Linked DNA regions of Homo sapiens: regions 1 and 2 are each linked to region 3. The links are chromatin loops, found by intact Hi-C in ENCODE. Cell type or tissue: CD14-positive monocyte. All regions are shown on one strand. Region 1 overlaps MYO1E (myosin IE). Region 2 has its middle 18 kb from the start of FAM81A. Region 3 overlaps MYO1E (myosin IE).

Region 1 (8,000 bases), 60 kb before region 3:
CTACCAACACAGGCCAGCATGAAGGCCTAGGGAGAACAGCTCATTTGCCCAGCAGTTCCCTGGGCTTAATTGCCCTTGAAACACAGTCGGGACGTGCTGGTAGGTGTCTCTCTGCAGGCACTGTCCACATCAACTGGAGTGACTTGATTTTGGAGGAAGGGTGAGGGGCAGAGGGGATGGAGACCTCTTCCAGTCCTTTTAGTGATTGCTGATCCATCCCAGAGTAAAGCAGACAACTGGGTTTTCTGTTTGTTTTGTGTTTGAGTGCAGGACAATGAAGGTAGGGCTGTTTAAACCATCTATTTTTAAATTCAATACAACAGTTACACAAATATACAAAGAATTCACATACTTTTTTCTTTTTTTTTTTTTTTTTTGAGATGGAATCTCGCTCTGTCGCCCAGGCTGAAGTGCAGTGGCATGATGTCGGCTCACTGCAAGCTCCGCCTCCCGGGTTCACGCCATTCTTCTGCCTCAGCCTCCCGAGTAGGTGGGACTACAGGCGCCCGCTACCACGCCCGGCTAATCGCCCGGCTAATTTTTTGTGTTTTTTTGTAGAGACAGAGTTTCACTGTGTTAGCCAGGATGGTCTCGATCTCCTGACCTCATGATCCACTCGCCTCGGCCTCCCAAAGTGTTGGGATTACGGGCGCGAGCCACCGCACCCGGCCAGGAAATTTAACATCGATAGAATACTTTTTATACAAGTCAATATTCTAATTTTATTATCCCAATCATGTCCTTTATTACTTATTTTTTCCCCTGGTGCAGGATCATGTACCACATTTGTCAGAATTTTTTTTTTTTTAGAGACAGGGTCTTACTCTGTCACCCAGGCTGGAATGCAGTGGCACGATTTCAGCTCACTGCAACCTCCGCCTCCTGGTTCAAATGATTCTCCTGCCTCAGCCTCCTGAGTAGCTGGGATTTCAGGTACGCACCACCACACCCAGCTAATTTTTTTTTTTTTTTTTTTTTTTTAGTAGGGATGGGGTTTTTGCCATGTTGGCCAGGCCAGTCTCAAACTCCTGACCTCAGGTGATCTGCCTGCCTCAGCCTCCCAAAGTGCTGGGATAAAAAGCCACCATGTCTGGCTTTTAAAATTTTTATAATTTTTTGAGACAGGGTCGTGCTCTTGTGGCCTGGGCTGGAGTACAGTGGTGCGATGAGGGCTCACTGCCACCTCGACCTCCTGGGCTCAAGTGATCCTCCCACCTCAGCCCTGGAGTAGCTGGGACTACAGGTGTGCACTACCATGCTTGGCTAATTTTTTTGAATTTTAGTACAGATGAGGTCTCACTATGTTGCCCGGGTTGGTCTTGAACTCCTAAGCTCGAGTGATCCTCCCACCGTGGGCTTTGAAAGTGCTGGGATTACAGGCATGAGTTTTCCTTTGTCTTTTATGATGGTGACATTTTAAACAGTTCAGGCAAGTTATTTTATAGAATTTCCCTCCATTTGAGTTTGCCTGATATTTGTCATACTTAGATTCATCTTTCACATTTTTGACTAGAATTCTAGGCAAATAATTTTGTGTCCTTCTGAGGGCATGATGTCCAGAGGTACATGATATTTGTAGGTGATATTCACTTTCATCATTTGGTTAAGTATTTTCCAACTTCCCCACTGCGTAATTTTTCCTATTACAAATGCAAAGTGATTTGTGGTGAGATACTTTGCGACTATGTAAATATCCTGTTCCTCATCAAACCTTAAGAACTGACTGAAAAAATTTACATTTACAAATCTAGTTATTTGGTACCCTGGGGGAATGTATTAAACTCCGAAACTGAGTTTTTCAGACAGTCAAGGGCCATGGAGTATGTGTTTGGGCTTCTTAGATACATGACTTCCTCACAGCCCGCTGAGTTCCAGAGAGGCTGAGGTTGCCCGATAGCTGTGCCCTGATCAGTGATACTGCGTTCTACCTCCACAAGGTGTGAAATCATGCATTCCTAGAAGCTGAACTGAAAACCAGAACTATGAGTCAAGGTGATTCTTAATGGCCCAGACAGCACTGTGGGAAGAGGCATAGAAGGAAATCAGGTCTGTCCATATGCAAAGCTGCTATGTGTGGGATGTTCACGTCTGGTTTCCTCCCTCGGGGTGCCTGTGAACCTCACCCCTGCTCCAATCCTGTTCCCCCTCTCTTCCTTGACTACAGTGGCATTAAATAAGAACCTATTTAAAGGGTAGAAATGGAAGGAGTTCTTTCAGACCAGATCGCTTAAATCCAGGTGAGGACTGGGGGTAAAGGACAACATGAGTGAAAAGGATGGAGTCCAATCATTCAGTTCAAAGAGGTTGCCAACATCTGTCCTTGAATCACAAAGAGGAAAGTTCTTCTCTATGCCCAACCTTTGATTCCCGCCATTCTTGTTTCCACAAGGGAATCTGCTGCCACCTGGGATAACCATTAAACATTTTCTTTTTGCTAAAAATTATTGTGTGGAAATATTACCTCAGATGACTTTGTTATACAAGAACCACCACTTCCACAACTACAGTGACTGGGATAGATCCTCAGAAAAAAAGCCTGGTCTCTATGGCAAATTATCACAGACATGAAGGCCAGTGAGCTTATTCAGAGGCCAAAGATTCTTGCTCTGCCAATATTACGGCCACATGTTTTACAAGCCTGGAGTCCATTTCTTAAAGGTATGTGTGTAGGTTCGTGATTTTAATATTAATAGCTACTGCTGACACATCACTGGAAAAACACAGGTTTTCCATTTTGACGGTAAAAGGTTTACATTTAGGATTCATTTATCCCTCCCTTAGCTTGAGTAATGAGATACAAATTACTGGTAGTGCCCTCCAAAATTCCTCAGGCTTCATAAACACAAACAGGAATTGGCAATAACAGTAATTACAGGGATGGCATTTTTTAAATAGCCGCCGCACTCTTGTGGTTTTCTTTCCTGAACTGCATCCTATATTTTTCATTTATTCAATCATTCACTGATTCAATCATTTCACCTAGTCAACAAAACTTATGTTAGGCCTTGGGGATAGGATGATGTTTTAAAAAGATACAAAGGTTTACAAATTAATTACTTAAGTCTGCATTTATAGTTCCACTGTGAAGAAATGGGCTTTGTTGCCATAAGATTCAATTCTTTCATCTTCTAAAAATCCTGAGTGAGCTATGAAGAAAAAGAATATAAATGCAATTCACTCCGAAGTGTGAAATATTACCCCTGGCTACCAGGTAAGCTGAGAAGACTGTGAGTTCACACAAATCATTGATCTTTCTTGACAACTGAATCCTAACCTGATGACCCCATTTAAAGAAACTCTGTAGTTTCATTTTAGAAACACCAGCCCAAATTCTGACGATAATTAGCTCTAATCATCATTTATGCCATTTAAATTAAGTTGATTAGATTTTCCCTAACAATTTTCCACTCAGAAGTTGCTATTTTAAAAATCTCAATGCCCAGCTGTGAGACGCACAAATTTGGTGTGAGGTATGTGATACCATCTCCTATCTGGCAAAGGTTTTAAATATCCTAACTGGAACCCCTAAATCTTTAATGTAATGTAAGATCTCCGTGAGATATACTTTGTCACCACTGAGAAGCTAAAAGGGCATTTGAGCAACTGTTCACCACAAACCAGTCAGCTACTTTATAATTTATCATCTGGTGAAATCCTAAGAGCCTGGGCTTTGGGTCCTCTTGAATCTCTTCTAGATGAAAATCTTGGGCAGTTCTTCCCAACCAGCATGCCTGGCAATGAATGCCAGTCCCTAGGAAAAGGCTGAAGGGGGTGCTGGGTTTTCCTGTTCCCATGGCTCTGCCTGCCCAGCACGCGCACACACACACACACACAGACACACACACACACGCACGGTCATTTCTGGTGCACACAGGCACACACACACGGCCATTTCTGGTGTGCACACACACCCCCATTCCCATTTCTGAGTCTTTATTGGCAAAGATACTTCTAGAGGCTTAGAACCACTGGACACTCCCACAAACATCTTCAGACACCACCCTCCCCACCCACTGCTATTTCCCCACTCTGCCCGCTCATTCTCAGACCTAAGCACAAGAGGAAGTGAGTCTACCCATGATGCGGTCACACTTTTTGAAACCTGGAAGTGGGCCACATGTTGTAAAAGGAAGCTGAACGCTGGTGCACTGATCTAGAAACCTGTGATCGCCTTCTAGCTATAAATCTTCCGGGGTTCCCATTAAAAAAGAAATTCCCAAACTGCCCCTCTTTTGTTGGAGCTATGATTATGAAAAATCCTGACAGGCTTTCTTGAAGGTCTCACAGGCTAGCTCTAAGAAGCTAGCCAAACGATAAAATCACAATCATAACAAACTCTTGGAGGAGGGAGCTTATTGTATATCTTTCTTTTTTTCCTTTTTTTTCTTTTTTTTTTTTTTTTTTTGAGACAGAGTATTGCTCTGTTGCCCAGGCTAGAGTGCACTGGCACCATGCCAGCTCATTGCAACCTCTGCCTCCCATGTTCAAGAGATTCTCCTGCCTCAGCCTCTGGAGTAGCTGGGATTACAGGCACATGCCACCATACCTGGCTAATTTTTGTACTTTTAGTAGACATGGTGCTTCACCATGTTGGCCAGGCTGGTCTTGAAATCCTGACTTCAGGTGATACGTCTGCCTCGACCTCCTAAAGTGCTAGGTGTGAGCCACCGCACCTGGCACATTTGTTTTCCTTTTTAAATTTTATCAGTGGCAGCCTCTGAATCCTCAAGATGTATTAAAAATGTCTTCCTAATTAATGTCTCCACTCTCTTTTGAGGAAAATATGGATTCAACAATAAGAATGTATCTTTACATCTGAGCATTTAAAAATAGATTAATTCTCCCATTTATACTATAGCAACTTGTAGTCAACAAAATTTCCCTTCTCTTTTCCTCAGAAATGCCCTCATTCCCAGGAAATTTTACCCCAGTCTGCTGGGAGCAGGAACATCTCTGTGCAATCCTGAAAGCCAGCCTTCTTTTGAGATGCCCTCATCCCCTCACCGACTCAACAGCCCTGCCTTAAGTGAAAGCACCTAGGACCCTCAACTGTGTCTCCTGGGCTAATGCCCGAAGGCTATAATGTTTAATTGAAGAGATCTTCTTGGATGCTGAGAGGAATAAAGTCAGTCAGTAACAACCACTCTCCTCGGTCCTTGAGGCAGCTTTATTGTGGCTAAGTCCATATTCTGCCATGACCTGGCAGAGAGAAGAGGCTTAGCACTGGAGCCTGCTGGAGCCTGAAGAGCGGACTCCAAATTCCTCTTCTGCGACTTACTACTGGCTGGGTGGCCCAGGGGATTCTCTTTAACTCTTTTGTTTCCAACCTCACAGGGTTGACTTCCAAGATAGAGAACGGGAAAGCTAACCTGAAGATGTCATATCAATGAGTTATTTTGATAACATCAAGAGATCATCTGTGATACTACTGATTCGTTTTTCCTAATACATACCCTCATCCTAATTGCTATGCACTCAAATAACTTACCTTCCCCTGCCCTCAAACCCATTTTCAAACTAATGCAAACAGAACACCTACGTAAAGGTAGGTTCGTCCCCTGCCTGGCAGAACTAAAGCCTCTGTTGGAGGTAATAAGAACATGGGGTCTGGCCAATTCTCAGGAAAGTCCCAGGCACCATGAGCATCAGATGTGGGGAGAAAAAAAGGCAGGAAAAGTTAGAAAAGAGTACACCTTGAGGCTAACAGAAACCAGCGTGCCAATGAGGGGATCAGTTTGTGACTCAAGTAAGATTTAGGGACATGTCCAATTAACGAAGGCACTGTCCTAAATGTCTTGAGAAAAAAGGCACCCCAAAATAGACCTTCTATATGATCACAGACATTAACATGCCATCTTGAAATGGCAACATACTGCAAAAGAATGCTGACAAGGTGAGACGCGGGGCAGTGTGCTGGGTAGACAAGGCCAGTATTTAGAAGTCAGAACACCTTAGCTGGGTGACCACTGCAGTCACTTAAGGCCGCTTAGTCTCACTTTCCTCATCCATGACAAGGGTGCCACAATCTAACTCATGAGGCCAGGAGGAAAAGTTCTGTGTCTAGGACTCATCTGTATTATTGGATTTCACATGTCGTCTTGACCTTAATTAGACATAACACAACTGATTTTTTGACTAGGCGCTGCATGCCACCTGAGCAAAGAAATCTGTCTCTTTTTCTCTGAATCTCCAGAGTCCATCTAACACAGTGCCTGACACACCTTGGGGCTTGATCAATTTTATTCCATTTACAACTGAAAAATGAGGTGTAAAGTAATACATTATAAACTCTGGACACTATATAAATTATACAAATATGTTAAAAATTATTGAAAGTAAATAAAAGACACTTGCCAATTTAGAAGCTAAAAATGGCATTGGAAGTTAAGGACTGGTAAAGCTGTCTCCAGTCCTGCCCAGGGGAGAAGGACATTTTGACCAGGGCACCTATGAATACAATCTCTTAGGCCAAGGCATCTCTAGAGTGGAGAAAGGAAACTTTCAGTTGTTGTCTGGTGAGAATACCCCTCAGAATCACTCCAAGCCACCTACATATTAACTGGTTCCCACACAGAAGAAAATGTAATGCCTGGCTGGTATTTTGAGAAGCCAGCTTGGCAGGTGAGTTCCATGCTGCAAATAAAGTCTTCAGCTTCAGACCCTCATCAAGTCTAAATTTGATTGTTAGAATTAGATGTCAGCTTGATAAAATCCATCATCTAAAATGCAAAAGCCAGCCTGAGCAACGTGGCGAAACCCTGTCTCTACCAAAAATACAAAAATTGGCCGGGTGTGGTGGTGGCATGTGCCTGTAGTTCTAGCTACTTGGGAGCCTGAGATGGGAGAATCACCTGAGCCAGGAGGTCGAGGCTGCAGTGAGACGGGATTGTGCCATAGTCCTTCAGCCTGGGCAACACAGTGAGACCCTTTCCTAGCTACTGAGGAGGCTGAGGCAGGAGAATTGCTTGAACCCGAGGGGCAGAAGTTGCAGTGAGCCGAGACCGTACCACTGCACTCCAGCCTGGGTAATAAAGTGAGACTCTGTCTAAAAATAAAGAAAGAAATAAATAAAAAGGAAGAAATTAAAAAAGATAAATAAATAGATACATAAAATGCAAAAGCAAGAGGCAACAGTGCCTTCCAGATCTCTCCTCGGAGTAAGCAGCATAATCCCACAGCGAGATGGTATCTGCGAGTAGTGGCACTGAAGTGTGATCATCTCGCATTTGCCCCTCTCCCTGGCTCACAAATGTGACAGGGAAAGGCGGTGGCACAAAACACCAGGCACAGTGACTGCACACAAAACCATTGCTCAAAAGCTACTTGTTCTACTGAGTCGGCAGTGTAGGACTCTCTTCTGATAAAATTAACAACAACAGCAGGAATATAATGGCCCGTTTCCTGGATATATGGCCTTTCACAGTTAAGAGTTTCCATACACATTAAAGTGATGCCTGGAGGAGTATCAGGCAGGCGTCTCTATTTTCATTTTCTTTTCTTTCTTTTTTTTTTTTTTTTTTAGAGGGAGTTTCGCTCTTGTCACCCAGGCTGGAGTGCAACGGCGCAATCTTGGCTCACTGCAACCTCTGCCTCCTGGGTTCAAGCGATTCTCCTGCGTTAGTCTCTCTAGTAGCTGGGATTACAGGCACACACCGCCACGCCTAGCTAATTTTTGTATTTTTAGTAGAGATGAGGTTTCACCATGTTGGTCAAGCTGGTCTCAAACTCCTGACCTCAGGTGAGTCATCTGCCTTGGCCTCCCACAGTGCTGCGATTACAGGCGTGAGCCACTGCGGCCCGCCTATTTTCTTTTTCTATATGAGAAAGGTGAAGGTCAGGTACGTGGCCAAGGTCACATATAAAGCAAAAGGCAGGGCTGGGTTCCTACGCTACTGTTTCAGTTGGCTTCTTTCCATCTCTTCACAAAACTGAGATGATGGTAACCTTGGATTAACTGGAGCTGAAATATGTGCTAGAATTTCCCTTTAGACCTCCAAAGC
Region 2 (8,000 bases), 60 kb after region 3:
ACATACTGTAGGGCTGCTCTTCTAAAACATTTAAACAAATCTGTTTATATGTTTACTTTGGAAAGTTTCAAACCACAGAAAAATGGAAAGAGCACTATAATGAATCCCCATATCTCCTGGACTTGGTTGGGTTTCCCTCAAAGGAGATCCTGAGAGAACTTGGGTACAGGACATTTATTTGGGAGGTGATCCCAGAAAGCACAAGTGAAAGGGTGCAGGACATGGGACAGGAAAGGAAAACACAGTAATAATATGTGCATTCCTGTGGTGGTCACCGCTGTGTGCAACCGGGGCTCCGTCCTGGGGACCTTCTGGGAAACCATGCACGATAAGCTTCCCATTTGTCTCGCCAAAGGATGGAGAGACGGGGGCTTTTGTCCACTGCCTCCTCTCCCCTTTGGTTAAGAGTCAACCCTGAGAAAGTCAGCTGCCTCAGTTTCCAGGTTGTGCCTAACCAGTAGTATTGCACGCTTCTCTGTGCTGGAGAAAGCCCTCTGGCAGAGAAGCCGTGAGATGCGTCATTTGAGGTGTCAAGTCTTCCCATGGCAGAAACTGTGAACCACAGCTGTGAGTGAACTCAAACAGGAGCTGAAGGGATGTGGGGTGGGGCATCAACATCATCTGCTACAATCCCTCCTAAGATTTACTGCTAACATCTTGCCGTCTCTTTCCCTCTCTCTCTATACACCCACACATACGACAAAGATAAAGTATTTATCATGTGCCGGGCACTGTGCCTCTATTCAGCCCTTGAGTCTGCATAATGACCCTATGAAGCAGGTATCCCATACCTGTCATGCTTAGCGGTCACTGGAATCATTCCAAAGGGTGCTGGAACCATTCTATTTTCAAATATCATTATGCTGGAAATTACATTTTGTGCAACTATTTGAACTTATGGTGACAAATTTTAGATGCCAACCTAAAAATATACAGGAAGGTGCATAGTTTTTCAAAGTTCTTTCTGCGAGTAAGCAGCCAAAGAGTCCCCATCCTAGACTTGTGCCGTCGTGTCTGCATCTGGTGCTATGCCCAGAATCACTGAAGAGGATGATGGGGGCTGGGGTAGGGGGAGACATGGGGAAGGAGCTAAGACACTTCTGTGGTTGCCCTGAAAGAATCCTGGGAAATACATTTTTAAAAGAAAAACAAAATGAGGGATGCTATAGATAGAAAGTGAGTTCAGCTTGCTGAAGGTCCAGATGGATGCGTGCTGAATACCCAGGCTGTGCTCTCCACATTCTGATTCTGTCCCTCTCGGAGCCTGAGGATGCTGAGTTAGTGGTCACATGCCGTACCACCCTGTCGCCTCCCCTTTTATATTTACTTCGTTTTCTTAATGTTGCCTCCCCAACCTCTAAATGTTCAACTTACTTTATGATCAAAGTAGCTATTTAAAAACAAACAAACAAACAAACAAACAAAAAAACAAGCTTTTCTGGCTGGATGTGTTGGCTCACACCTGTAATCCCAGCACTTTGGGAGGCCGTGGTGGACAGGTCACTTGAGGTCAGGAGTTCGAGACCAGCCTGGCCAACATGGTGAAACCCCGTCTCTACTAAAAATACAAAAAAAAAAAAAATTAGCCAGGCATAATGGTGCACGCCTGTAATCCCAGCTACTCAGGAAGCTGAGGCAGGAGAATTGCATGAACCTGGGAGGCAGAGGTTTCAGTGAGCCCAGATCATGCCACTACACTCCAGCCTGGGCAACAGAGTGAGACTCTGTCTCCAAAATAAATACATAAATAAATAAAAATAAAAAGATTTTTTTTGCTTGATTATCCCTTTTATTTTTTTTATTATACTTTAAAGTTCTAGGGTACATGTGCACAACATGCAGGTTTGTTACATATGTATACATGTGCCCTGTTGGTGTGCTGCACCCATTAACTCGTCATTTACATTAGGTTTATCTCCTAATGCTATCCCTCCTCCCTCCCCACAACCCACGACAGGCCCCGGTGTGTGATGTTCCCCTTCCTGTGTCCAAGTGTTCTCATTGTTCATTCCCCACCTGTGAGTGAGAACAAGTGGTGTTTGGTTTTCTGTCCTTGTGATAGTTTGCTGAGAATGATGGTTTCCAGTTTCATCCATATCCCTACAAAGGATATGAACTCATCCTTTTAAAATAGGATTTTTTATCTAACTTTGTCGGGAAGACAAGCTGACACTTTCTTCTCTTCTAGAGCACAAATACGGTAGCATTCTCTTCACAGTGCAAGCACATTGAGGGCACGATGTGAGCTGTGAGGTAGTTGTGAGGCTGTGATGAGAAATGAGCTATGGGGGCAGAGGCAACAAACAGTGACAACAGAAAAGCTACCTTACGTGGAGAAGAAGTTCTTTGGATGCAATTTATCTAACTGAGTTTTACAATCAATCAAACTCATCAGCTATAACCCTGCCTTTTCCTGTTTAGAAAACATTTTTACCCCTGTAATTTACAAGGGCAAGCTGGTTGGTTCTCTTGAATCCATTCTCCCCAAAAGTAGAGCAAGAAAGTTTAGAAAGGGTGTTAGAATCTGGTCTAATCAATAGCTCGATCCAGGTTATGAAGGTGTTTCCCAAGCTTGGTGCAATGTTCAGTTTAGTTCATGTATTCAGCTATTTTTTCCTCCCAATTTGTTGTTCATGTTACCCAGGCATGGTAGGAAAAACCGTAAAGGGCGACTTTCCTTGCTCGATTTCCTCTTCATGTCTGCTAACATGGGGAAAGAGCTTAGGCTTTGAAGCCAGACAAGCATGTGTTTAAATCCAGGCTCATCAGTTATTAGTTCTGAAGATGGATAGCTTATTTAAATTATCTGAGCCCCAGTTTCCTTTCCTGCAGAATGGAGGTGATGTCTCCTCCTCACAGAACTGCTGTGAGGAATTAGCAAGGGCATGTGTGCAGACAGCCCTGTCCATTGATATACAATTAATGATGACCAGTGTTAATATTGTCATCATTATCCTTCTGATCTACAATTTGATTTCTGAACAGACTGGCTGTAGAAAAAAAATGTCTTAGGCAGAAGACTGATTCAAATCTCTTGGCTGGTTTCATCCTAAGTTGTAGAAATTAGAAACTGGTATTCTGGTTTTAAGTCACTGGTAGTTGGTTACTAAAATCATTTCATCAGTTCGATTATCTGTAGGCCTAGGGTAATGTCCTGAACACAGTAGGCACGCCCATAACAACGATAATATCAGCAGTAGTAAGGAATAATTTGAATAACCCTTTAATCTATAAAGCAATTACAAAAACCATCTCATTTAACCCTCTCATAAAAACCTATGATTTAACTAAAACAAATCCTGTTATTCTTCTCATTTAGGGAAGTGGAAGATACAATAAGAGATATTAAATAACTCTCACTTTTGTGCCTTTGAACTCCCTGTTTCCTCCCTAGAAACTTCCCCTAATCTCTCTTCTATGTATGAAATTGCAACACGTTCATCAAGGACCATTTTAAGTTTCCTCTCCTCTTTTCATAGGAAAGAACTCATTCTTTTCTGACCTTCTACAGTACTTGAAGTGTGAACCACATTATTTAGTACTTCATTACCCTCTCTTTCATTTCTTCCCAATGGTTTCCTGTGTTTGAATTCTATTAAAAAACAACAGGCCGGGCACGGTGGCTCAAGCTTGTAATCCCAGTACTTTGGGAGGCCGAGGCGGGCAGATTGCTTGAAGTCAGGAGTTCGAGACCAGCCTGGCCAACATGGTGAAACCCTGTCTCTACTGAAAATACAAAAATTGGCCGGGCGTGCTGGCGGACGCCTGTAATCTCAACTACTTGGGAGGCTGAGGCAGGAGAATTGCTTGAGAATCACTCCTGGAGCTGGATTGCAGGGAGCCGAGATCACACCACTGTACTCAAGCCTGGACAACAGAGCGAGACTCCATCTAAAAAACAAAAAAACAAACAAAGAAACCAAAAACCAACTACAGCTCTGCCCCTCTGGAGGTTAGGGATCATGCAGCTGGAATGTATTTTGGGTCTTGCCACCCAGCCCCTTTCCCCTTCACACTCCCTAGCCCAGAGCTGGACTCAGAGCCAATGCCTCATGCATACTGGATTGATTCACAGAGAATTTACCTGAAATCCTGGCATAGAAAATCCATTGCAGGATAAAAATGGAGAATGACTCTTTAGGGACTGCCATCTAAGAAGCAGGGCAAAAATGTTCCTGCTAGGAAATTACAATTCAAGAAACAAACACAAGCAGGAAACACATCTCTTACATGCAGCTTCTAGCGCTGATTCTGGCAATCCCCATTATACCCTGGTAAGTTTAAGTGACTAGGACTTGACTTTAGTCACTGTGTCCCCAGCTTATGCCACTGTAACCATATGTAGGCGGGGACATCTTTTGTGGGTTCATGTCATTGTTCTTCCTGTTGCAGTGATGAGAATTAGCTTCATTGTCTAACAAAATTAAACAACCCTTAACTAAGGGAAGCTAAATAGCAACTGATATTTTTGGAGGCTCTTTCAAATTAGGACAGCTGAGTCTAACGGAAAAACAAACACATTTTATACCAAATACCAGTTGCATGTTGTTGCATACCAAATGTCAGCCTAGAGAGAATTTTTCCTTTCGTTTCTTCATTTTTATCACATTTCTTCCCAGTGCTTTATAAGATTTATTGTATAATCCCAATGATTTTAATGACAGGGTTCCTACCCCCAGTATCACTCATCCAGTGACGAAGCCAAGGAAGGCTCTTTTTTTTTTTTTTTTTTTTTTTTTTTTTTTTTTTTTTTTTGAGACGGAGTCTCGCTGTCGCCCAGGCTGGAGTGCAGTGGCGCAATCTCGGCTCACTGCAGGCTCCGCCCCCTGGGGTTCACGCCATTCTCCTGCCTCAGCCTCCCGAGTAGCTGGGACTACAGGCGCCCGCCACCTCGCCCGGCTAATTTTTTGTATTTTTAGTAGAGACGGGGTTTCACCGTGTTAGCCAGGATGGTCTCGATCTCCTGACCTCGTGATCCGCCCGCCTCGGCCTCCCAAAGTGCTGGGATTACAGGCGTGAGCCACCGCGCCCGGCCAGGAAGGCTCTTGAAGAACGTGCTCTACTGTGTTCTGGTGGGGTCACGTTCTCTAGGCCAGTACTTCTCAGACTTAAATGTGCATACGAATCAGCAGGAGGTCTTGTTAAAATGCAGATTCTGATCCTGTAGACCCAGGTTGGGACCCTTGAACTCTGCATTCCTAACAGTAGAGGGGCTCGTGTTCTTGTGCATAGATCACACTTCGACGGGCAATGTTCTAGGTAGAATTGGAGCTCAGTGGAAAGGCAGATCCCTGACAGCTTGAACAAAGATTCTTGTGTGGGAGTAGATGTGGACCCCATCACTGTAGGTCAGAAAGGTCCTTAAGTCCATGATGGCTCTGCTTTAAAGGCAGGACAACCTGGGGAGGACCTTAGTTTCTGGAGGAAAATGGGCAGCTTAGCGTATAGCAGGAGCGTATATACGACGGGCTGGGAGCTCTCCCTGGTGCTGCTTAAGACTTCCCCCAAGTCTGCTTTCCTCACAGGAGCCTCTCCCGAATTTCTGCTCTTTTGTCTAAAATGTCAGTCTAAATCCTTACTTGTAATTGTGCCCTACTTTGCCGTTGCTGCCTGGCTATACCTTGTATTTATTGCTGGCCTATACCTGGAGTCCTTGGTCCTTCTTGGGAAAAAGTATTGAGGTTTTAAAGCTCTTATCCTTGGGGACAGATTAAACCCTTAAACTATCTATCTGTCTGTCTGTCTGTCTATCTATCTATCTGTCTATCTATCTATCTATCTATCTATCTATCTATCTATCTATCTATCTACCTACCTAACTACCTACCAAAAAAGCATTGAGGTTTTAAAGCTGTTATCCTTGGGGACAGATTAAACCCTCAACCCTCTATCTATCTATCTATCTATCTATCTATCTATCTATCTATCTATCTATCTATCATCTGTCACCTATTTATATCCACTTTAATTTGATATTTTTGACCAGGAAAGGAAAAGAAAGTTCATATGGCCATATCTTTTAAACAAAATAAGGTACATAACAGGTGTTCATTGTATTTTTTTTAATTGAGGTGAAATTTCACATAACATAAAATTAAGCATTTTAAAGTATTTTTAAGTGGGCCAGGCACAGTGGCTCATGTCTGTAATCCTAGCACTTTGGGAGTCCGAGGCAGGAGGATTGCTTGAGTCCAGGAGTTCAAGACTAGCCTGGCCAACATAGTGAGACCCTGTCTCTACACAAAATAAAAAGAATTAGCCAGGCATGGTGACACATGCTTGTAGTACCAGCTTGTAGTATCCCTGAGATTAGGGTATCACTTGAGCCCAGGAGTTCGAGGCTGAAGTGAGCTATGATCAGGCCACTGCACCCCAGCCTGGGTGACAGAGTGAGACCTTGTCTCTAAAATAAATTAAAAATAAAACAAAGTGTTCTATTCAGGGGTGTTTTGTATGTTCACACCTCTATCTAGTTTCTTTCTTTTTATTTTATTTTATTTATTTATTTTTTGAGGTGGAGTCTCGCTCTGTCACCCAGGCTGGAGTGCAGTGGTGTGATCTCAGCTCACTGCAACCTCCGCCTCCCGGGTTCATGCCATTCTCCTGCCTCAGCCTCCGAAGTAGCTGGGACTACAGGTGCCTGCCACCACGCTCAGCTAATTTTTTGGAATTTTAGTAGAGACGGGGTTTCACTGTGTTAACCAGGATGGTCTCAATCTCCTGACCTCATGATCTGTCTGTCTCAGCCTCCCAAAGTGCTGGGATTACAGGCGTGAGCCACATGCCCAGCCACCTCTATCTAGTTTCAAAGCATTTAAAACATAGTTAAATGAAATCTGCATGAAAGTAAAGTTAAAGATTCCTTGAGTGGTTCATAAGAAATTTCTGTCATTTATTGAATTCACAAGTTAATTTAAGTTTTAAATGGTAAATTTCTTAACTGTATGAATATTTTTTCACTTTGCTTTTTTATTTGCCTATGGAATAATGATAATAATGATAGTAACAGCTGTTATTTATGGAATGCTTACTACATGTGAGAGACTTTGTATATATTTTCTTTTCCAATCCTCACAACAACCTAATGAAATAGGTATTATTATTATTTTTTATTTTTTAATTTTTACTTTTTAAGACGGAGTCTCGCACTGTCGCCCAGGCTGGAGTGCAGTGGCGCGATCTCGGCTCACTGCAAGCTCCGCCTCCCAAGTTCACGCCATTCTCCTGCCTCAGCCTCCCTAGCAGCTTGGGACTACAGGCGCCCGCCAACACGCCTGGCTAATTTTTTGTATTTTTAGTAGAGACGGGGTTTCACCCTGTTAGCCAGGATGGTCTCGATCTCCTCACCTCGTGATCCGCCTGCCTCGGCCTCCCAAAGTGCTGGGATTACAGGCGTGAGCCATCGCGCCTGGTCTGAAATGAGTATTATTATTAACTTTTGATAGAAAAGGACACTGCAGCTCAGAGATTTTAGCAAACTTTTCCCAAGGTCACAGAGTTATCGCTTGGCTGAGCTGAGATTTAATCCAAGTCAATCTGACTCCAAGACTTGACCTCTAAATCACAGCACAATAACGTTTCTTGTGGACACAGACTTATTATATGTGACAAAAGGGAATTATGGAGAAACGTAAACTCTTAGGAAGCAATAAAATGGATACACATAAACTCAAGGTTAAATATTTGGAAATAAGGAATGAGAAGCTAACAAAATACAGAAATTTTTATAGAACCATTCACAATTAAGGAGATTTCATGCTGAAAGTTTTTCATATAATGTAAGAGACTTATATTTAATTACTCACGGGTCAGGATTTTTAAACATGATTTATAACTATTACTGCCTCTCTCTTATATCACTGATTTCTCTTCCTTTACTGGATCATTCCTATCTGAAAGGAAACCTAGGTTAACATTTTCCATTTTTTTAAAGAACGAAACAACTTATCTTGACCCCACATCATTTCTTTCTGGCTACCTTCCCATTTGTCTGCTCCTTT
Region 3 (8,000 bases):
ACCTGGCTTTCAGGTGCCCTTTTAAGTGTCTTTTTATCACCTGTCTCCTCTCTGTCCTCACCATTCCATCTTTCCGAAGGGCAAGCACAACGGAGTGGGGAGTGACACACATCAGACAAGGTTCCAACGAAAATGAAAGGCTTGCGACATTCAAATCACAGGGTGCTTTCACCTATTCATTCACTCCTGTTCATTCTATCAGCTGAGTACCCACGAGCAGCAGTTTTTTGGAGTAGATTTTAAGAATGCTCCACCTTGTAGGCAGTTCTGCATCCTACTTTTGTCCCTCAAGGAAAAGACCTGGGGGTAGTTTTAAAGATTGTATACTGATGCATAACAAAAAGAAATACAAACATTTTTCCCATTAAGTTTTTTGGGGTTTTTTGTTGTTGTTTTTCCTGAAACAGGGTCTCTCTCTGCAATCTCGGCTCACTGCACCCTCTGCCTCCCGGGCTCCAGCAATCCTCCCACATAAGCCTCCCAAGTAGCTGGGACTACAAGTGTGTAACACCACAACCGGCTATTTTCTGTATTGGCAGGTCTTTGCCATGTTGCCCAGACTGGTCCTGAACTCCTAAGCTCAAGGGATCTGCCTCCCTTGGCCTCTTAAAGTGCTGGGATTACAGGCGTTGCACCACTGTGCCCTGCCTCCTGTTAAGTTTTTTTTTTTGTTTGTTTGTTTGTTTTTGGTTTTTTTTTTTTGAGATGGAGTTTCACTCTTGCTGCCTAGGCTGGAGTGCAATGGCACGATCTCGGCTCACTGCAACCTCCACCTCCCGGGTTCAAGCAATTCTCCTGCCTCAGCCTCTCAAGTAGCTGGGATTACAGGCGCCCACCACCACACCCAGCTAATTCTTGTATTTTCAGTAGAGATGAGGTTTCGCCCTGTTGACCAGGCTGGTCTTGAACTCCTGACCTCAGGTGATCCACCCACCTCAGCCTCTCAAAGTGCTGGGATTACAGGTGTGAGCCACCGTGCCTGGTCCTCTCATTAAGTTTTAAAATAGTATCATATACTCAAGTATTGGAAGTCAAGAAACAACGAGGGGAGGTGGGAATGGGGAGAGGAGAGGCTGGGATACAAAGCTGAACGAGAAAGGATTCTACCTGAAAAGTAACTGATCAGAAGGAAAGACAAAATGCACATTAGCAATTATAAGATCTTTATAGATAAAGTGCTCATGAGATTTTGAAGAAGGAGATAACTTTTTTTTTTTTTTTTTGAGACGAGTCTCACTCTGTCGCCCAGGCTGGAGAGCAGTGGTGCAATCTTGGCTCACTGCAACCTCCGCCTCCCGGGTTCAAGCAGTTCTCTTGTCTCAGCCTCCCGAGTAGCTAGGATTACAGGTGCCTACCACCACGCCTGGCTATTTTTGTTGTTGTTGTTGTTGTTGTTGTTTTGTATTTTTAGTAGAGACAGGGTTTCACCATGTTGGCCAGGATGGTCTGAAACTCCTGACCTCAGGTGATCCACCTACCTTGGCCTCCCAAAGTGCTGGGATTACAGGCGTGAGCCACCATACCTTGCCAAGGAGGTAATTTTCAATGATGAGGCTCAAGAAGGCAGAGTTAAGGCTGGTTTAAAAGAAGAATTAGACTGACGGGATGGAGAGGGGGAGGAATTGATTCCAGCCAGACACAAGCTGAAGATGGAGAACATCTAAGCCTGAAAGGGAAACACCAAGTGGATGAATTTGGTCAGCTGATATAGGTGAGTGTAGCCACACTGCAGAGGTGGAATCACAGGACTTGGCAAGTGGTAGAATGTCACAATTCACTACATCTTAATTGGAGCATATAAAATTCACTTTTGTCAACTGACACTTAAATACAACTGCTGCAAAAAACTGAAGACTCTTGACTCATAGCCCCAAACAAAGAGGATGATGTCTCCTTGTCTCCATAGAGCAGACAATGCTTGCCACATTGTCCTCCATGCTTGCTTGGAGAGTTGCTAAGCAGGGCTGGACCAAGGAGTATCAAGAGAGCCTTAGGGAAGAGGAGGAGGAGGACAAAAAGGAGAAAGAGGAAGAGGAGGATGAGGAGGAAGAGGAGGATGAGGAGGAGGAGAGAGCTCCCTTTGGTTTACTGGCCTTACTTATGTTTCCTCACTTCTCAGCAGGTGCAAACTATGTCTCCTGCCTTCTCCAGCTCTCCTCATCCTTTCCAAGTCCAGATGAATGCTTCAAGGAGAGGATGGACAAGAGGCCTTGTGGGGAAAGAAAAGGACACTAGTTGGAAGATGGGTTTGGGGTGTGAGGGTGTGTGAGAGAAAGAGCTAGAAGGAAAAGGCCATCCCAGTTTTTCTACACCCCAAGCCCTAGTTCTAGATCATAGAAACAAAGCACAGAAATCTGCTCCAGAGTCCAGATATTAAGGCCCAGCAATTTCTTATGTCAACTATTAAATACTAATTTTCTAATTAATATCAATGTATCCTCACCAGGAAAATGGGTTTTCAATTATTTATATAAAGTAAAAACTTTATGTCCCTGACATATTTATTTGGAGTCTGTATTGAATGCATTTCTCTTTGTGATCACAGAAAAATTTACCACTTTGAACCTCTCTTCTAATACACCATTATGTTTGATTTTCAAACATTTCCAGTAAAAGCAGGTTTACGACCATAATTCCTGAACTGTGGGTTAAGAGACTTGTATTCTAGGGACAACTCTGCTATTAACTTGCCAAGTAACTGAGAGACCTAGGTCAGGCCACCACAGTTCCCTGGACCTTAAAGGGTCACTTGGGGAGACCATGAACCACATTGGGGATTTATGAATCTTTTTCCCAGGAAAAAATTCACTTAAGAATGAATATGGACACAAACAATTTCATAGACTACCCTGGAAGTGGTCTCCAGGATACTTCTCATCTTGACATTCTATATTTAAAGCTATTTGGTCACTGAAAGAAACAAGGTTGGGCACAGTAGCTGTCACCTATAATCCCAGCATTTTGGGCCACCAAGGCAGGAGAATCGCTGGAGACCAGGAGTTCTAGACTAGCCTGAGCAACAAAGTGAGACCCTGTAAAATATATATATATTTTACATACATATATATATATATGTATGTGTATATATATATAATATATATATATATTTTTTTTTTTAATTAGCTAGGCATGGCAGCTCATGCCTGTAGTCCCAGATACTCAAGAGGCTGAGATGGGAGGCTCTCTTGAGCCTAGGAGGTTGAGGCTACAGTGAGACAAGATCACACCACTGCACTTCAGCCTGGATGGCAGAGCAAGACCCTGTCAAAAAAGAAAGAGGCTGCATGCGGTGGCTCACACCTGTAATCCCAGCACTTTGGGAGGCTGAGATAGGAGGATCACTTGAGGCCAGGAGTTTGAGACCAGCCTGGGCAACACAGCAAGACCTCATCTCTAAAAAGAGGAAGAGGGGAAGGGAGGCAGGGAGGGAGGGATATTATTTTCCATAGCCATTACCATGATACATATGATACTGCCTAGGTAGAGCTGGGACTGTAGGGTGGGGAACCAATGCTGTCCTGCACACTGAGACTATGAATGCCAAGATATCACTGCCAGATCCTTCTGTGGATGAGGCTGGGCCAAGCTTGAAGAAGTCCCCTCAGTGGCTGGAGATGCCTACAGCGTTCTATAAAACAAAGCCACTCCTATTAAAACTTAAAGGGAAGCTATTTGCTTTGGTTCTCTGAGTATATCTCTTCTTTCAGTCCAATGAGCAGTTAGTGTCTAGCTTTGCTCTATGTGAAAGCCAATATAATATGGAGATATTTATGGATGAAATGGTATGCTATCTAGGATTTGCTTCTAAAGAAACCAGGGGAAGATAAGAACAGTGAAATCAAGATTGGTCATGAGTTGTCAACGGCTGAAGTTGAGGGATTTGTTTTCTCTCCAACTTACTTATTTTTACATTTTTGATTGAAAGACAGAACAGAAAGTCAAAGTGAAAGATCAGGAGGTCAAGGAATTTTTCACGTCCTGTACAAGTCCTGGGCACGAAGCTAAACTAATCCTACTCGATTCACGTCTTGACGAGCCCACAGATAGCAAAATCTGTGGCTCACAGAATATGGAATTGACACAGGGTTATTTTGAGAACCATCTTACAGTCCAAAAGACATGACTTTCAACCAAGGGGAAAAAAAAAAGAATTTTTGTCTGTGTGTGGAATGTCTTTCTTCACATGGACAGCTCAGAGGTGGGCGAAAATGCAGAATTGGGCAGCAAGAAGTATTGTCCCCACCTTGGAAGGCCTGCATTCCCCTTTCTGTCCAGCAGGCCATCGAGCCCAGCATGGTTTGGCATGATTCATTGCTCTCTAACTTTGGACTTAATGTAAAATGTTTGTTATTCTTGTAAAGCACCCTTTAGCAGATAGAAAATGATTTTCCTTCTTGTTGTTAGCTTCTGTTTTTGCCCTTTTTTTCCCCCAACAAAAGACAGCAGTTTTAGAATGAGACTGAGCCTCATCACTACAAAAGGACTTCAGCTCCGATTCCTCATGCCTTGCTTGGGAAAGCAGCAGCAGACAGAGCAGGAGCCATGCTGGCTTCTGTCAAACAAAGGGGTTCAGGGGATCAGCCAGAGAAAACTGGAGCTACCACTCAATCTATTCCTGCCTCCAAGTATTCCCGCAATGTAGGAAAGTTGACAGAAAAGGTTGAGGGTAGGGAACTGAATCTGAGCCTTTGGGCAGTCCTCTTCCACAGTGACTCTGGACTTGACAGTGTGACTTGCTTCAGCCAATGGGGATAATAGCAAGCATGACGCAAGCAAGGGTTGAAAAATGTGTGTGCCCTGGAGCTTGTACCCTTGCTTTTCTTGGGAACCCTGTGGTGTGACCACTACTATGTAAACAAGCCAGAGCTAGACTGTTGTGACAAGAGACACATGGCCAAGCCATCCCATGGCCCCAGCTGAGACTGGACCAACTACCAGACATGTGAGTGAGGCCACCCTAGATCATCCATTCCCAGCCAAGCCACTAGCTGACCACAGTGATTGAATGAACCAGCTGAGACCAGAACTGCCACGCCAGTGCACAAAATCATAAGAAAGTATAAACATTTATTATTTAAGTTACTGAGTTTGGGTGATTGGTCACACCAAAAGCTAACACAAGAAAAGGTGGCTAAGCAGAGCTAAGATGTATTGAACATTGGGAGACATATCCCCTAATGGCTCTTTACACAATAGTCAGTGGGACTCACTATTGATGCGACTGTATGTCAACTGTCATTGAAATAACCTGACATAGATCCAAAATTGACCATACTCCCTAATACTCATTTCAAGACAATGTTAGTTGTAATTCTTGGAATGCTACTGTATGGGCTTCAGGGGTTTATAAACCTCCTGAAGTTAAATGAAGAATTATATGTATTTTTTCATCTGAACTGAGAAAAGATGTTAAAACTACAGAGGATAACAAAGAAATATATATGTACAACTGCCTAGAATTAATAATATCTCATCATATTTGCTTTGGATTTTTCTATATGTAAAGCAAATAAAACATTACTGACTCAGTCGTCTCCCTTTCCTCTTTCCCCCTTCAGTATTTTGAACTTGGTGTGGATCTTTCTAGTCTGTGGATTTTTTTAATTAATTTATTAATTAATTTATTTATTTTTTGAGATGGAGTCTGGCTGTATCGCCCAGGCTGGAGTACAGTGGAATGATCTCAGCTTACTGCAACCTCCTCCTCCTGGGTTCAAACGATTCTCCTGCCTCAGCCTCCCGAGTAGCTGGGATTACGGGCGTCTACCACCACGCCAGGCTAATTTTTGTATTTTTAATAGAGATGGGGTTTCGCTATGTTGGCTAGGCTGGTCTCGAACTCCTGACCTCAGGTGATCCACCCGCCTCGGCCTTCCAAAGTGCTAGGATTACAAGCATGAGCCACCACGCCCAGCCTATATTTTTTAAAATAATATCCACACAAATACATATATGTACACATACACAAATAAATGTATAGACCCCCAAATAGCAGTCTTATTTTGTGTTTTTGACATTTTTCTTACATGGTTTCAGATATGCGTCTTTCTACAACTTGCTTCTTTACCAAACACTACCCTTGTGACACCTATGCATATTGATACCATATTATCAAACAAGCCACATGTATTTCTCTTCCAATGAACATTTAGATTGTTCCTGTTTTGTTTGTTCTCGTGATCTGCGGAATGTTTATTTGTTATTATAAACACTGTCAGGGAAAAGGTCAGTAGCTTCCAACATATTCTCAGAGGACTCAGGACATTCTCCCATCCAAATGTTAGGAATCTCTGATAATCTGATGTGGAGAAAGGGCACTGTCATCATTTTGCATTGATGCATATTTCTGCATTACAGCATTCCCAAGCCTTGAAGGAAGCTATCTTTACTTACATTCTTAAAATAGCTTATTAGATTCTTCTGCATTTAAATCTAAAATTTTCTATAAGGTCTGCATCTTCCTAGGACACCAAAAACAGCCCTATTATTTTTTCATTGAAAATTTCTTAGAATCAGATAATACTGTCCAAAATATTCTGTGACCATGTAATGTTATCCTAAATTGCTGTCAACATCAAATGGTGGTCACACCGAAGAAATTATTAGGAGACTAACAATGTGATATTCTAATTTTGTTGTTGTATTCTGTAATGTATTTAAGAATTAAACAACTAAATCTCTGTTGTTCTCACATTTTCCTATTTTCTATTTTTTTTAATCCTAGTTAAGATTAGAGAGCCTTCTAGTATGACTTTCTTTTTTTTTTTTTTTTTGAGACGGAGTCTCGCTGTGTCACCCAGGCTGGAATGCAGTGGCACGATCTCGGCTCACTGCAAGCTCCGCCTCCCAGGCTCACGCCATTCTCCCACCTCAGCCTCCTGAGTAGCTGGGACTACTGGTGCCCACCACCATGCCTGGCTAATTTTTTTTGCATTGTTAGTAGAGACGGGGTTTCACCATGTTAGCCAGGATGGTCTCGATCTCCTGACCTCGTGATCCACCCGCCTCGGCCTCCCAAGGTGCTGGGATTACAGGCGTGAGCCACCATGCCCGGCCAGTATTACTTTCTTTTACTTTTATGCTTGCTCTCACTATGACATCTTCTAGTCTCTATGGCAAAGTCCCAAAGCAAGGAAATTAAAACTCAGAACACTACTACTCATAACAGACAATGTTCTTAAGTCTAAATTATCCCCTCTGGTATTACTGAATAAAATCAACCAAAATTGGTGATTTTCTATCAGCCTTACCTTCCCTCAGGAGTATGTGAAATAATGAAAAAGTATACAAATACGTGGACTCGGCATTGTCAAATTTAGAAATAATTTATTGAACCACTTTTCAAAGAGCATGGACTTAGCAGATCTGGCTGGTCACATACAAATTGTGTGGCCCTAAGTAATTCCCCTCCCCTCACTACACTTTGATTTTCTTACCTGTAAAATGGCAATAAAAACCAACACTGGTGCTAGAATGAAATGAAATCATGTATATGGAAGCCTTTTGTTATCATTTCTCCACTATATGGGGAGCTTCTCATAAGCAGAGGCAGAGAGACTAATTCATCTTTTTGGAGACGGAATCTTGCTCTGTCGCCCAGACTGGAGTGCAGTGGCAAGATCTTGGTTCACCACAACCTCTGCCTCCCATTTCAAGCGATTCTCCTGCCTCAGCCTCCCGAGTAGCTGGGATTACAGGTGCCCGCCACCCCACCCAGCTAATTTTTTTGTATTTTTAGTAGAGACGGGGGTTTTGACATGTTGGCCAGGCTGGTCTCGAACTCCTGACCTCAAGTGATCTGCCCTCCTCGGCCTCCCAAAGTGCTGGGATAACAGGCCTGAGCCACCATGCCCAGCTCTAATTCACCAAGCCTGTATGCTAACCTCCTTTGCCATGGCAATGTCTTCTCTCCACTTTGAGGTTCAAAGCTCTCCATCTCCATCCACTCCCGTTCTCTGGTAAGACCACTCATATTTGCCAAGGAAGACCTAGAGGTCTGA

The links. A loop is a pair of places that touch in the nucleus more often than their neighbours do. Peaks named below come from ENCODE experiments on the same cell type or tissue, not always from the same donor. Only the 100,000 strongest peaks of a DNase experiment are listed, where the experiment ranks them.
Region 1: a loop joins it to region 3, with 2.0 times the contacts of the local background. A loop is called at or near these places in 40 of 110 quality-filtered maps.
Region 2: it touches region 3 in a loop (2.0-fold over the local background); 8 of 110 quality-filtered maps call a loop at or near these places.

The regions. Positions count from the first base shown.
Region 1 is chr15:59,296,481-59,304,480 of GRCh38, forward strand. The region is part of intron 1 of MYO1E (myosin IE); the gene reads right to left. Among named protein-coding and RNA genes, the nearest start is that of MYO1E, 72 kb to the right of the region's middle. RefSeq lists silencers at 1,795-1,854, 7,737-7,913. In CD14-positive monocyte, no CTCF peak of the experiment used is centred here; a DNase peak (open chromatin) is centred at 4,061; H3K4me3 peaks cover 1,301 bases; H3K27ac peaks cover 2,004 bases.
Region 2 is chr15:59,415,984-59,423,983 of GRCh38, forward strand. It overlaps a transcript of FAM81A not described here. Among named protein-coding and RNA genes, the nearest start is that of FAM81A, 18 kb to the right of the region's middle. In CD14-positive monocyte, no CTCF peak of the experiment used is centred here; a DNase peak (open chromatin) is centred at 3,388.
Region 3 is chr15:59,356,221-59,364,220 of GRCh38, forward strand. The region is part of intron 1 of MYO1E (myosin IE); the gene reads right to left. Among named protein-coding and RNA genes, the nearest start is that of MYO1E, 13 kb to the right of the region's middle. RefSeq lists enhancers at 4,284-4,785, 4,786-5,285. In CD14-positive monocyte, CTCF peaks have their summits at 4,287 and 4,491; no DNase peak of the experiment used is centred here.